2 separate regions of the Homo sapiens genome follow, and region 2 is linked to region 1. A link is an interaction called in ENCODE POLR2A ChIA-PET data of the cell type or tissue named here. Cell type or tissue: Panc1. All regions are shown on one strand. Each heading gives the region's core, and the rest is flanking DNA. Links, peaks and the distances in the headings are about the cores only.

What was found. ChIA-PET counts read pairs that join two places held together with the same protein. Peaks named below come from ENCODE experiments on the same cell type or tissue, not always from the same donor. Only the 100,000 strongest peaks of a DNase experiment are listed, where the experiment ranks them.
Region 2: POLR2A ChIA-PET joins it to region 1 with 5 read pairs; 1 of 35 experiments calls an interaction of 5 or more read pairs at or near these places.

The regions. Positions count from the first base shown.
Region 1 is chr6:55,521,905-55,528,182 of GRCh38, forward strand. The region is part of intron 3 of HMGCLL1 (3-hydroxy-3-methylglutaryl-CoA lyase like 1); the gene reads right to left. Among named protein-coding and RNA genes, the nearest start is that of HMGCLL1, 54 kb to the right of the region's middle. In Panc1, for the core only: no CTCF peak of the experiment used is centred there; no DNase peak of the experiment used is centred there; H3K27ac peaks cover 1,130 bases.
Region 2 is chr6:55,848,093-55,854,370 of GRCh38, forward strand. All of the region lies in intron 1 of BMP5 (bone morphogenetic protein 5), which reads right to left. Among named protein-coding and RNA genes, the nearest start is that of BMP5, 24 kb to the right of the region's middle. In Panc1, for the core only: no CTCF peak of the experiment used is centred there; no DNase peak of the experiment used is centred there; H3K4me3 peaks cover 54 bases; H3K27ac peaks cover 4,659 bases.

The DNA of each region.
Region 1 (6,278 bases), core at 818-5,817:
TCTTATGCCAAACAGTTAGAAAAGTTTTAAATGCAAAGAAAAAGTCAGAAGGGAATTAAAAGTGCTACTCTGGTTTACACACAGATAATAAGTGAAACAGCCTTATTGCTGAAACGGAGAAAGTTTGAGTGGTCTAGGCAGAAGATCAAACCAGCCACAACATTCCCCTAAGCCAAAGCCTAATCCAGGGAAAGGCCTGATGCTCTTCAATATTATAAAGGCTGAGATTGGTATATTATTGATATATTATTTATATATACTCATATATTTGTATGATAAATTATTACTTTTTAGTGTATTGTAAAAGAAAAACATTTAATAACCCTAAACTTAAAGGATACTGTTTATTAAAATACTCCAAAAAGTTATAGGGTGAAATTTTTTATAGGAATTAATTTTTAACATTTTTCAAAGTATACAATTCTTTCATTTTCAAGTCCCACAAAATTAAAGGTAAAAATACCTATCACCCTTTACTTCTCTTCAAAATGACAGTTAGAGAAAATAGAACTTTCACTGAGTAAAGTTTACTCAGTTCCAACTGATAACATGCAATGTGGGATGTTCAATAAAGTGAAATAAATATTTACTTTAAATGGAAGTACATAAGGAACTGAGAGTTCCTATTCATTTTTTGACAAGAGTTGACTCCTATTCATTTAGATTTTAATCAGTGATTAACTCCCCGCTGCACCGGCCCTGAACAAATGCAGTTACAAAGCTACTCCATGTACAGGTCTCTAAATTCCAGAGCTGCATTTGTAATACACTTTTTATATGTAATTCTCTCATACCCATTTATGATACATGTCATTTCTATGTTTACTATTTTAACTTAATGAGAGATTAGTCCACTATAAGTTTGCAAACTACAGAAGAGGAGAATGTTTTGGGTGGTTCTGTATTACCATAGAAATTATTCAGTGTGTTTTTGTAGCTCTGCTGAAGATGAGAAAATTTAACTGTGTGATGGGGTGGAAATATTAAAAGTTTAAGTTAGCACTGTTGTTAAGTGACAGAAGAGTTCAGAGGAGGATCTAAAATTCATGTGAGAAAAAAATACAAAGATATTTTTACAGTGGTATCTTTACAATGATATCTACAAAATTATATAACTTGACCACCTCTCTTAGAACTAGATCTTGTAACCTAAATATAGGACTCTATATTTTGTACCCTTTTCCCTGACCTGGTCAAGTTGATATGACTGAGTCAAGCATCACCAGTAAGTGAGTCTCAGCCATTGTCCTGTCTCCACTCCACCTATCTGATAAAGGGCTCAAATTGTTTCCCTACCTTGCCCTCTAACAAGAGAGATTTTATGCTTTGTAATAGTGTACTAGGTAAGAAGCTAGCTGAGAAGTCCTAGGTAAACAAGGAAGGCATAGCCAGAAAATCTAAATAATCTAAACAGTCATGATATTCGGGAAGGACAGCCTGGGATTTGAAAGGTAAGCTTTACTGGCAAATTGCTTTGACTGCTCTATAGCAGTGAAACGGTGTGAGATGAGAAGAAAAAAGGGGAGTTATACAAAGTATTGCTGTGATGTATACAGCGGTTCTCCTGCAATGGTCTTCAAGTAACACATGGCGATTGGAATACCATTTAATTCCTTAGGTTGCTATATTATATTTTTTTATGTACAAATCCAGGCCAGACTCTGCCAATTGGGAGAGCTCACAATTGCTGCACTCTTTCAGAATGTTGGTGTAAATATTCTCATACACTGAAAATATATAAAACCCAGTATATCATATAAGATATAGTACACAATTTTACCTCATATTACAACTCACTGTAGAGTAGAGCAAGAGTGCATATTCACCATGTTAATGTCCTACACTAACTGGCACCAGAAGTATGTAAATAGTTAAGGAGAAACAAAATTCAAAATGTATACAACCAGAGGCTAGTTTGTGCAAAATTCTTCCAAACATTATATACATACTGTTGTAAGGAAATGAATCTGTTTTCATCCATGTGAAATCAAATGGAAATTTTCATCTATCAAAAATATATTCCATATAACAATTATACTGTGCATGTTTCTATTTTTAATTGCATAAAATTACAAAAATAGAATATATCAAAATTCCTCCGTGTGAAGTGTGCAAAACTGTAGTAGTTCTTCTAAAATAAAGACTATATCTGCGTACAAATTTACATATATCAAAGTATTAGATTACATCTTAACACATTACTAATAATGAATTATTAAACTGAAAGATTTTTCTAACCTATAAATAAAGTTTTATTGACAGTGCTAGAGAAAAGACTGAATTATCTGTCTACACTCTCCATAGAAAACATCATAGTGTTGACCTTAGAAAGAGACGAACAAAGAATGTATAGTCACAAAATAAGAGAAAAAGCGTATTATGAATTAACCTCAGATGCTCACTTAAATTTTTAAAACTAAAATTTTATTTTTCTGAATTTTGAGATATTTGTAATATGTGTTAACTTTTAAAATTTTAAAATTTCATAAGTTCTTTTTTCTCATTTAAAATTAATATTTATTTTCCTATATAATGTTGTATTTGGCATTTATAGTCTTTAAAAAAAAAAAAAAAACGGGATCCTCCAAATTGATGTATTCAGTATCTAAAGTTCCCTACAAGTGGTTGGCCATATATCTCCTAGTGATTTGCAGATCTCACCCAGAGACAGACAGGTGGCCCTAAACCATCCAGACATATCAATTAGCAAGAGCACAAACAGTTGCTTCACTTGAAGTAATAGGGCATAGATAGTGGTAAATGACTCTCAAACTGAATGATCCCAGAGACTGGCTCAAACTTTGCATTTTGCCAGAAACGCGATCCTTGAAGACAAAAGAACCTGAGGCATATCTAATGATTGTCCCTTGGAAAATTTCATATTTCCTGGTTCCAGTGTTTGTGATGAGGGACCTTGACAGATGCAACAAGGCTAAACTTTACAGCACTTTCTGAGGCACTGAATAGGAAGTAAAATAACCAAGAAAAGGAAAAGAGGAATAAACTGTAACAGCATGGGTTTTTGAGTAGTGTAATTAATACTAATTACTATTACTATTAATTAATAGTAATAGTAATAGTAATTAATATTATCTGTTATAGAAGTACAAAAAATGATCAAACAGAGTAAAAATTGAGGAATAGTATTTAAAGGCTCTTCCTGACCCCAGCAACTTCCATGACCTCATCATCATTCAAAGACAGCTCTGCCACTGTTAGCATAAATCTTTCCCTTACTTCAATCCACAGACTTGGTCTATGCTGGTCTATGCGACACCCACCGGGATATGGAATCAGAAAACTAAAAAAAGAATTCTAGAGGGCCTTAGAGGCATAATGAAAAAAAGGATCACTTAGAGATCCTCTAAATGTTTAGGCTCTAAAACAGAGTTAGGGTATAAGATATTTGAAAAGGGGGATTTTTAAAGTCCTATGGTAGGATATGAAATTAGGTCCCTTCAAATATTCTAAATGAAGCATGAGTGAAGATTGGAATGACTTAATTATTTTGACATTTTGAGCATGCTTTCGTATATGAAAGGATAGCATGGGGCTCCAAATTTTATTTTAATTACATCTAACTGAAATAATTAAGGCCCTTTATCTTGTTAACTAAGCCAGAGTTACTGAGACTCAAAGCTGGAACTCTCTTAGAAAACCCACTTCCACCAAGTGGAACCGACTCAGTATGTGTCATTTACTGAAGGGTCCAGTGTGCTTAGAGCTGTGCTTCCAAATACTGGCCTGAGGACTGCCTAGGTCAGAATGATCTGGGACGACTTTTAAAATGCTTATTTCTATATTCTGTATTGGCCCCAATGAACCAAAAATCTCTGAGACTGTAAACTGGAAATCTGCACATTCAGTAATTTCCTCTGCTGCTTTATATGCATGGTTTAGAAAAGTCTGCAACTCCTCCCTGCGGTGAGGAGTAGAAGTTTTGGAGTAGATTCCTGTGTAACCCACATAGACCCTACAAAACAGATTTTTTTTGCTGTGCTTTACAATGAGCATTATTATGGTCCAGAGTACTGTGGTCAGGTCACACTAATCCCAACTTATTGGACTCTAAGAAATGGATGTCACCTTGGATCTGACATCCATGACCAATATACAACCAAGGAAAGCCTTATATTAAGGTTATCCTTACCCCCAGCTGGAACTTCGTTATCATCTTCTTACTACTGAGATTCCAGAATAATTTGCAGCTAAGCCTTTGAAGGTCTGGAGGACTCCAGACCCCTATTTTTTCTTAACAGCTCACCTCACTCTTATTGAAGTGCTCCCAGCTTGCCTTTGATGATAGCAAAATGTCTGCAGCATTATGCCCACTATTTCAGGTCTCTGATCCTTTACATTATTCCTTCTGCCTAAAAATCTTTTTCCCTTTTTTATCTAGTTAATTGATTTCATTTTTCCAATATTCAACTCAAAAATTCCTCTTACATGACATTCTCAATAACCAACTTGACTTAGATGTCTCTATACTTCCTAACTTGCTTTGTATTATCTATCATTGCTCTTATCAAATTTTGTATAATTTTTGATTCATGCATCACTTTCCATTATTAAATCATTAGCTCTTTAAATACTTTGCATGAAATAAGATTTAATAAATGATTGTTGAATTGAATTGACATTTATCTCCCTTGGTTTTAGCCCTTTATTCTAATTCGAATTCACTTTGAATTCAATCCACTTTGAATTGTGATTTTTTTCCCACTAATTCTTCTACTATTTTATTGTTAATAATGATGGTAATAATGGTAAAAGCACATTTACTTTATGCTGAGTTACATGTTAAACCTATGGGTATTTAATTCTTTATGTGGTATCCTTTTACAAATTTTTAACAACCTAATAAGAGACTCCTTTCTAAATTGCAATCACTTCAGGCCCATAAAATGGGGATTCACCTCTGAATAAAAATAAAATTAGGCTTTCCTTATTGAAGTAGGAGCAGAGGGCCTAGAGTTCACTGGTTTGGCCTCCCTCAAGCCAACCTTGCTGATTCCCAACCTTGTTGATTCCCAACCTTGTTGAAGTCTAACATCAACAGAACTAGATAGTGATATTAGAAATAAAGGTCACCCAGTTAGTGAGTGCAAAAGCTGGGCAGGGACCCAAGTCTATCTGACTGCAAAGCATGTTCTCTAATACCTCCTTGATAAACACATCTTCCATATCTTCTACCTTCTATATCATCCATATCTTATCTTTTCTATATCTTCATCTTAGTCACTACTAAAGATTGTGTGCATCAGAATATCAAAGGCAGAGCTCCTAGAGAGAACTCACCTTCAGGCTGAACAGTCTTGTGGCATATTTTATCATCTAGCCCAATATCTCTCAAACTGAATCCATCATCAGCATTATTTGAGGTACTTTTTAAAAATACAGATTTCTTGGACATATTGGTACAGATTCTAATTCTGTTCTCCTGTAAGAGCCAGGAATCTATAATTAACAAAACTTCTCAGGAGATGTTAGAAATCCTAACAAGTTTGGGAATCAATAAGGTTGGCTTGAAGGGGGCCAAATTAGCACATTCTAGGCCTTCTGACCCTACTTCGATAAAGGAAAGCTAATTGTATTTTTATTCAGAGATGAATCCCCATTTTGTGGTCTTGAACCTAAAGCGACTGCAATTTAGGAGGGGGCCTCCTTAAGAAAAAGAACACAAAAATATCTATTGAAAATTTCGTTAAAACTTATAACAGATGATGACACTGATAAGACCTCTCCTACAGCCTAGAAGGGACCTCAACAAATCTTTTATGGTGACTTTCTTGTCTATATCATATATTGAAGTTCTACATAAAGTTTTACCCATGACAAAAAAGAAAAAAGTTTCACTGATAAAAACTAAAGTTTGGAAAAATACCAGTTTTGGTAAAATTTCATATCTTGCTCAGAGAAATATCAACAAGATAGTCAAGGATATTTTTTAAATACTCCAGAAATACTATCAGCAAACAAGTGAGGTCAGTTTGGTATGTCTTTTTATTGGTACATCCATAAGATTTCCGAGTACATCTCATGTTCATAAATTCTCTGTTTAATCAACTATCCTAAATTTTGCTAGGAAAAGACTTAAACTCATGGACCTATAAGCCCTCATTTTTCCTTTTCACTAATATAGATTGCTAAATAATTTTAAAAATATATTTTTGAAGGATACTTTGCTTTCTTTGCCCCACCACCAACTCTATCGATAATCCAGGACAATATTCATTATCTCTTCAAAATGAGCGGATAATGTCAGAAGCTATCTGTCT
Region 2 (6,278 bases), core at 459-5,458, 330 kb after region 1:
CCCTGTGTGAGGTCAAAAGTTTCTACTTTCAACCAGAATGCTTCTTTGTGTATATTTCTATAACACTGCCTGTAAAATATTCTGTTTGTTGTTCTGTTTCCTGGAAGACCACCCTAATGTATGAATAAATATCCTGCAAAAATTCAGCTGACTCCTGGTTTCTGGTTGACCAACAGCTGTCACTTTGGTATAATCATTCAAAAGCCAAAAGAATGCAAATTTGTAAACAAAGAAAACACTGTTTCCCAGTCACTACACTTGATTCCCTATCTTTTCCATTTAGTAATAACACACAAAATTTAGATGAGTGATATACTACTTATAATTCAATATATTCATATTATTCATATATTCAATATATACATACATTTATACACATACATGTAAGTCTAGCTACGATATGATAAATGGTATCACAATGAAAAGAAAGTTCTTGTTTATCTCATTTGCTGCTGTAACCTCAGGGTTGAAAACACTGCCTAGCAAGTAGTTAGAGGTTAATAAATATTTATTGATGACTGAGGAGTTGGGAGTTTATGCTGTGGTCCGTGGATGATCATAGTTGGTTTTGTTGCAGAAAGATAATATCATCTCCTGGTTTTCAACTTCAGTCTCTATGTGATCTTTAGTCTCTGTCAGCCCTAAAATGCTATGATTCTAAATATGAGCCAGGTATCAGGTGGGACAAAGGATGCAGCAGGAATCATTTTTCCCTTATCTCCAGTCATAAAATCAAAGACTGCAGGATTAGACCAGCTCTTACAATTCATTTAGTCCAAATATGATCCTTTCTAAATCTTACCTAAGAAATTAGGCTGTCACTGGTTGAACATATTCAGTAACAGAGAATAAACACACTTCATCTCTGAACCACTGTGACTGTTATTAAAAATGGGATTACCATTAATTTAGCTCTATTTTAGATTATGTCTAATCACACTTCTATGCAAAAGCAATTCAAATATTTGAAGATAACAATTAGCCTCATTGCATTTTTTTCTTCTTGAAGCTAAATGGTCCATCATTTATTCTTTCAATCAATATTTGTTGTGACCCTTCTGTGTTTCAGGCACACTGCTGTGGTCTGGGGCTATAGGAGTGAAGAAAAGAGGCAAAGTCCCTATCCTTATAGAGTTCATATTCTACCGGAGAAAACTGTAACAGCAAGAACTAAGACTTGTTGAATATATAAATAATATCAGGTGCTGATAAAGGTCTTCTTATGTATGTGCGTACCTACACATGAACATACATATATGCAGACATGTGCACACATATACCAGGGTAAGTGAATAGAGAGTAATATGAATGCTATTTTACATAAGATGATTGAGGAAGAAATCTCTGAAAAACTGGCAATTTACTAACATGAGAGTAAGCAACACACATAGATTGGAGAGGAATATTTAGGCAGTGTGAATGGCAGGTGCAAAGGCCCTGTGGAAGGACACTGTCTTATTTAAGGAAGAGCAAAAGGAGCAAACTAAAGCAGAGTGAGCTGCAGGAAGAGTTAGGAAAAATGTAAAAGGGCTAGCCAAAATAGATATTATTTAGGGATATGTAGAACAGAGTGAGGAGTTTGAATTTTATTATATGTAAGATGAAAAGCTTTTAAAAGATTTCCTTCAAGCATTCCTAATATATAATTTAGAACACCCTCACACCCTGCATTTACCTCCTATGAACATGTTAAACTTTCTCTATATATTTATTAAATTATGGAGACCAGAAGTGAATGAAAATCATCCTAGATTTCTCTGATCAACATGTAGATGAGGACTATTTCTATCCTACCCTTGATAATCTATTCTACTAATAAAACCTAAACTTACAGTACATTTTCTGGTGGACCTATCAATTTGTTTCCTCTGAAACTTGTGCTTAAACAGCATTTTGAAGTCCTTTGCATACATAGTATCTTTCAAGGTCTATCAGGGCCATACTTTTTTAGTTTTTGACCAAGAACAGCACTTCATGTTTATCTCTAATACATCACCTTTCCTTGAAAAATCTGGATTCAAATCTCAGGTGTCATCTACAAGTTGCACAACCTTTACCAAGTTACTTGACTTTTAGCTTTTATTCATCTGTAAAATAGGGATTAATCATAGTATTTATATTGTAATTTTGTTGTTGAGGATTATATGAGCTAATACATATAAATCGCTTAGACATGCCTGGCAAATGTCAAGTAGAACATAAATATTTACCTGATAGAAAAGTTTATGTGTGTATTTATAGATAGGTAGTTAGGTAAGTAGGTAGATAGATAGATAGATAGATAGATAGATAGATAGATAGATCGATAGATATAGATAGATAGATAGATTAGAGGTAGATAGATAGATCCCTACCTAGGATATATTTAATATCCTTAATCAGGGATGCTGGGCCCCAGTGATATATACATACCTTATATATTCACACCACTGCTCAAGTTATTACTTTATCCCACAAAGTTCCTCTGTCACAAATTTTATCCAGTGTAAGCCTTACTTTGTGCACATTTTCTACCTTCTGCCTCCTCACAGTAATCCTTTCCTCTTCTGGCAAAGCATTCACAGTAATGCTTATTTGATAAAGGCACTGCCATTCATCATAAGCCATGTCTGTCTTTTATTAGAAATTCTTTCATCAAATATTTATTTAGCATCAACTAAATGTGTATCTGCAGGCTGTTTAGCATAGTGATTAAGAAAGTAGGTTCCAGTCCCATCTTCTTAACTCATTAGTTGTGTAAATGTGGGCCTCTCCAAACCTCAATTTCCTCATTGCAAACAGGAGATAATAAACAGTTTACCTTACAAGATGTAGAATGCTTTAAGTGATGAAATGTTTGTATACCATCTAGCATTTTCTGCACTGCATAGCAGTTGAATGGTAAAAGATAGCTACTACCAAAGTTACTGTTTTGATCTAACAGACTGAATTTCTTAAAAGCAGTTTTGTGTATCCTACTTTATATTCCTTAGAGCAAAGAGCATAGTGGCACAAAATATTAGTGTTGTGGGTTTTTTGTTTTTGTTTTGTTTTGTTTTGTTTTGCTTTTTTTTTTTTTTTACTTTAATAGAATAAGGAAAAGAAAAGCTATTTATCATTTTTTTTCTCTTAATTTTCTTCTCCCCATTCTAAGCAGCTAGACAGGTCTCTGTGCTATTTTTTCTTTCAGTGGATGATTGCGCTTTAAAACAGAAAACAGAGCTTACTTGTACACAACTTCCCTTCCTGGCTTCTTTCAGTCCTATGACAATGTCATGGAGTGAGGAATACGCTATGTATGTCACAGGAGAAGGGAGAGAAGCTAATGCTTTTAAGGGAGATAGGCAGGAGCAGTAGACAAAGCAAGACTAGAGCGGTTGTCCAGAGCCAGTTCTCCCATGGAGGCAGGTGGTAGTACCTCTGGAAGAAGTGTGGAAAGCTGGCTTCCACCCCAGGGAATATTACTAGAACATTTCTGGAGAGAGGAATAGGCAGTAGAACCACTGAACTGCAAAGGAATCTGTGGACTTGGAAAATAAAGTGAACTTCTGTTTTTCTTAACAAAACTTTATAGCATGATTTAGGCCATGTGCAAGTATAACTTCGGTAAAAATAAAAATCAACTTAAGAGGATTAAGTATTACAAAAGTACTTTTAAATTTTAAACACTTGTCATGGCCACAGTGTTAATACTCTGATTAGATGTCATAGAAAGCACCTGATAATAAAAAAAATCTACATTCCCTCTAGTAAATCACAGAAAAGATTCCTTAAAAGGTATGAAAAGCATCCTTTTAAGTATGGGCCATGTCAGATGTTGGGAAGTTTATTTTATTGCAAAGGTATCTTGAGTGAATGACTCTGCAAGAAAGTTGAAGATCCTTCTCATTTTTCAGTAAATTTAGAAGGAAATTGTATTAGCCCAAATTTTCATGCCTCCTATTCTATCCCCCCAAAGTATTGTTTTTATATGCCAAGCACTTATTAGTAAAATGAATTTATTTCTGTTAGTATATCTATCTACTCTCATGATATTAAAATCTATCCAATTCAGGAAGCATGCTATATACAATTTGTTCTATTATAGCAATATATAAAATATTAAAATATTTAGTAGGGCTTTAAAATGTACATTAAAATTTGGTAGGAAAATTACTAAACTTGCTGTTCCACTAGTTCTTAGCTGATTTTTATTTTAAGATGAGTTTTTTTTGTATATTTTTGTGACGATCCAAGAAAGATTCAGTTAAGACTTTCAGATTGATAGTAAATCTATATGCAAATAGAAAGACAATATTTCATCTCTCTTTTCTCATTCAGAAAATTGTGTCACAACTTATTTATACAAGTTTTTATTTATATAAAATTTAGTCATGAAAATCTTACATGTTCTTGTTAAGAATTCCAATTAAACTTTTCACACTATTATTTTGGTGTTTTTTTCTACTTCTACTGTCATTGGTATGTAATATTTTCATCATAGTCTCTGAGTGCTCTTTACATAGAAGAAATCCATTGTGTTTTTATTTTTAGTCTTATTTCTGCTCTCTTAGTCATACCAATTAATTTTAGTATGTTTTCAGTTGATTCCTAAAGAAAGCAATATTATCAACTGTATACAGTTAAAACTTGTAGCATTTCAAACTTCCAGACCTCTGTTAATTATTGATAGTGATAACCAGTACACTAGTTTGGTTTGCTGTCATTCTTCTGTTGTTTATTTTGCCTTAATTTGGAATTTCATTAGACATAATTTTATTATTAAAATATTTGTTGCTGGCCAGGCGCGGAGGCTCACGCCTGTAATTGCAGCACTTTGGGAGGCCGAGGTGGGTGGATCACGAGGTCAGGAGATCGAGACCATCCTGGCTAACGCGGTGAAGCCCCATCTCTACTAAAAATACAAAAATTAGCTGGGCATGGTGGTGCCCGCCTGTAGTCCCAGCTACTCAGGAGACTGAGGCAGGAGAATCACTTGAAACTGGGAAGCGGAGATTGCAGTGAGCCGAGATCGCACCACTGCAACTCCAGCCTGGGTTACAGAGGAAGACTACATCTCAAATACATAAATAAAATAAAATAAAATAAAATAAAATAAAATAAAATAAAATAAAATAAAATAAAATAAAATAAAATAAAATAAAATAAGATAAAATACAATAAAATAAAATTTGTTGCTAATTTGTGATAGATATTATTTATCATATGAGTAAATTATCTTTCTATTCCTAGCTCTCTCTCTGTCTCTCTCCCCCTCCCCCTCCCCCGCTTTCTCTCTCTCTCTCTCTCTCTGACTCTCTTTCCTTAATAGGAAACAGAATCAAGTTTTATTGCATGCCATTAATCTCCTATTAACATCATTGCTGTACCAAGGTTAGGTGGTTAGAGCAAGCCCCTCTGGGTTCAGGAAAGAAAAAGATTCACTTTCTGTAGAGGATTTAAAAACAGTAATACAACCAACTATTAGTCATTCTGCTTTTTATTATCCCCATGCCTCCAGCAATTCTAAACAGTGTCAATGACAAAATATTCCTCCCAGAAAAAATTTGTGTTGAGCAAAGTTTTAAAAATTGCTGTTGCAACTGCTGTATTTTCATAATATGTATGTAAGTTTCCAATTAGCACATTTTTATTATTTATCCTTTAATAAACATTGTATTCCATGGAAGCTAATGTAGAGAACTGCTGGTTATACAGTCAAACCCGATACACATGGGGTGAGTAAGAACTGAAGTACGGTTATATTTTTTCTTTACGATCACTGTGCTATCATTGTTTATATCAAATCTACTGTTTGCTTGCAGGAATATGTAGTACCTCATGACTTAGAGACACAAATACTACCCTAAGTAAGCTCAACCAATTTCAAAACCATTATATACTTCAGAATTTTTTACCAAATATAATATTGTTTTATTTTATTTTTTGTAAGGATATTTTAGCAAACATTTTCAAATGTGAAAACTCTGGAAAACCACAACAAATCCAAAGAAACAATGACAGACTGCATTATAATTTCTGAAATTGATGGAGAAAAAGGTTTCTATGAATTTCTAACCAATTTCTTTGTGTTTAAGACATTTTCTACTTTTATATATGTTGTGTGCATGAAAAAACTTTCAAAAATAAGATTTATATAAATTATGATTTTATCAAGTAGGAGTGAAGACAGATTAGCAGATCTGGACATCCTGATACTAAACAAAATATATAAAGATCATTTTGATAAAGTCATTGACAAATTTGCAGAAACCTTGGAAATGAAAACTATTTCTTATATAATTGACCAAGATGTTGAT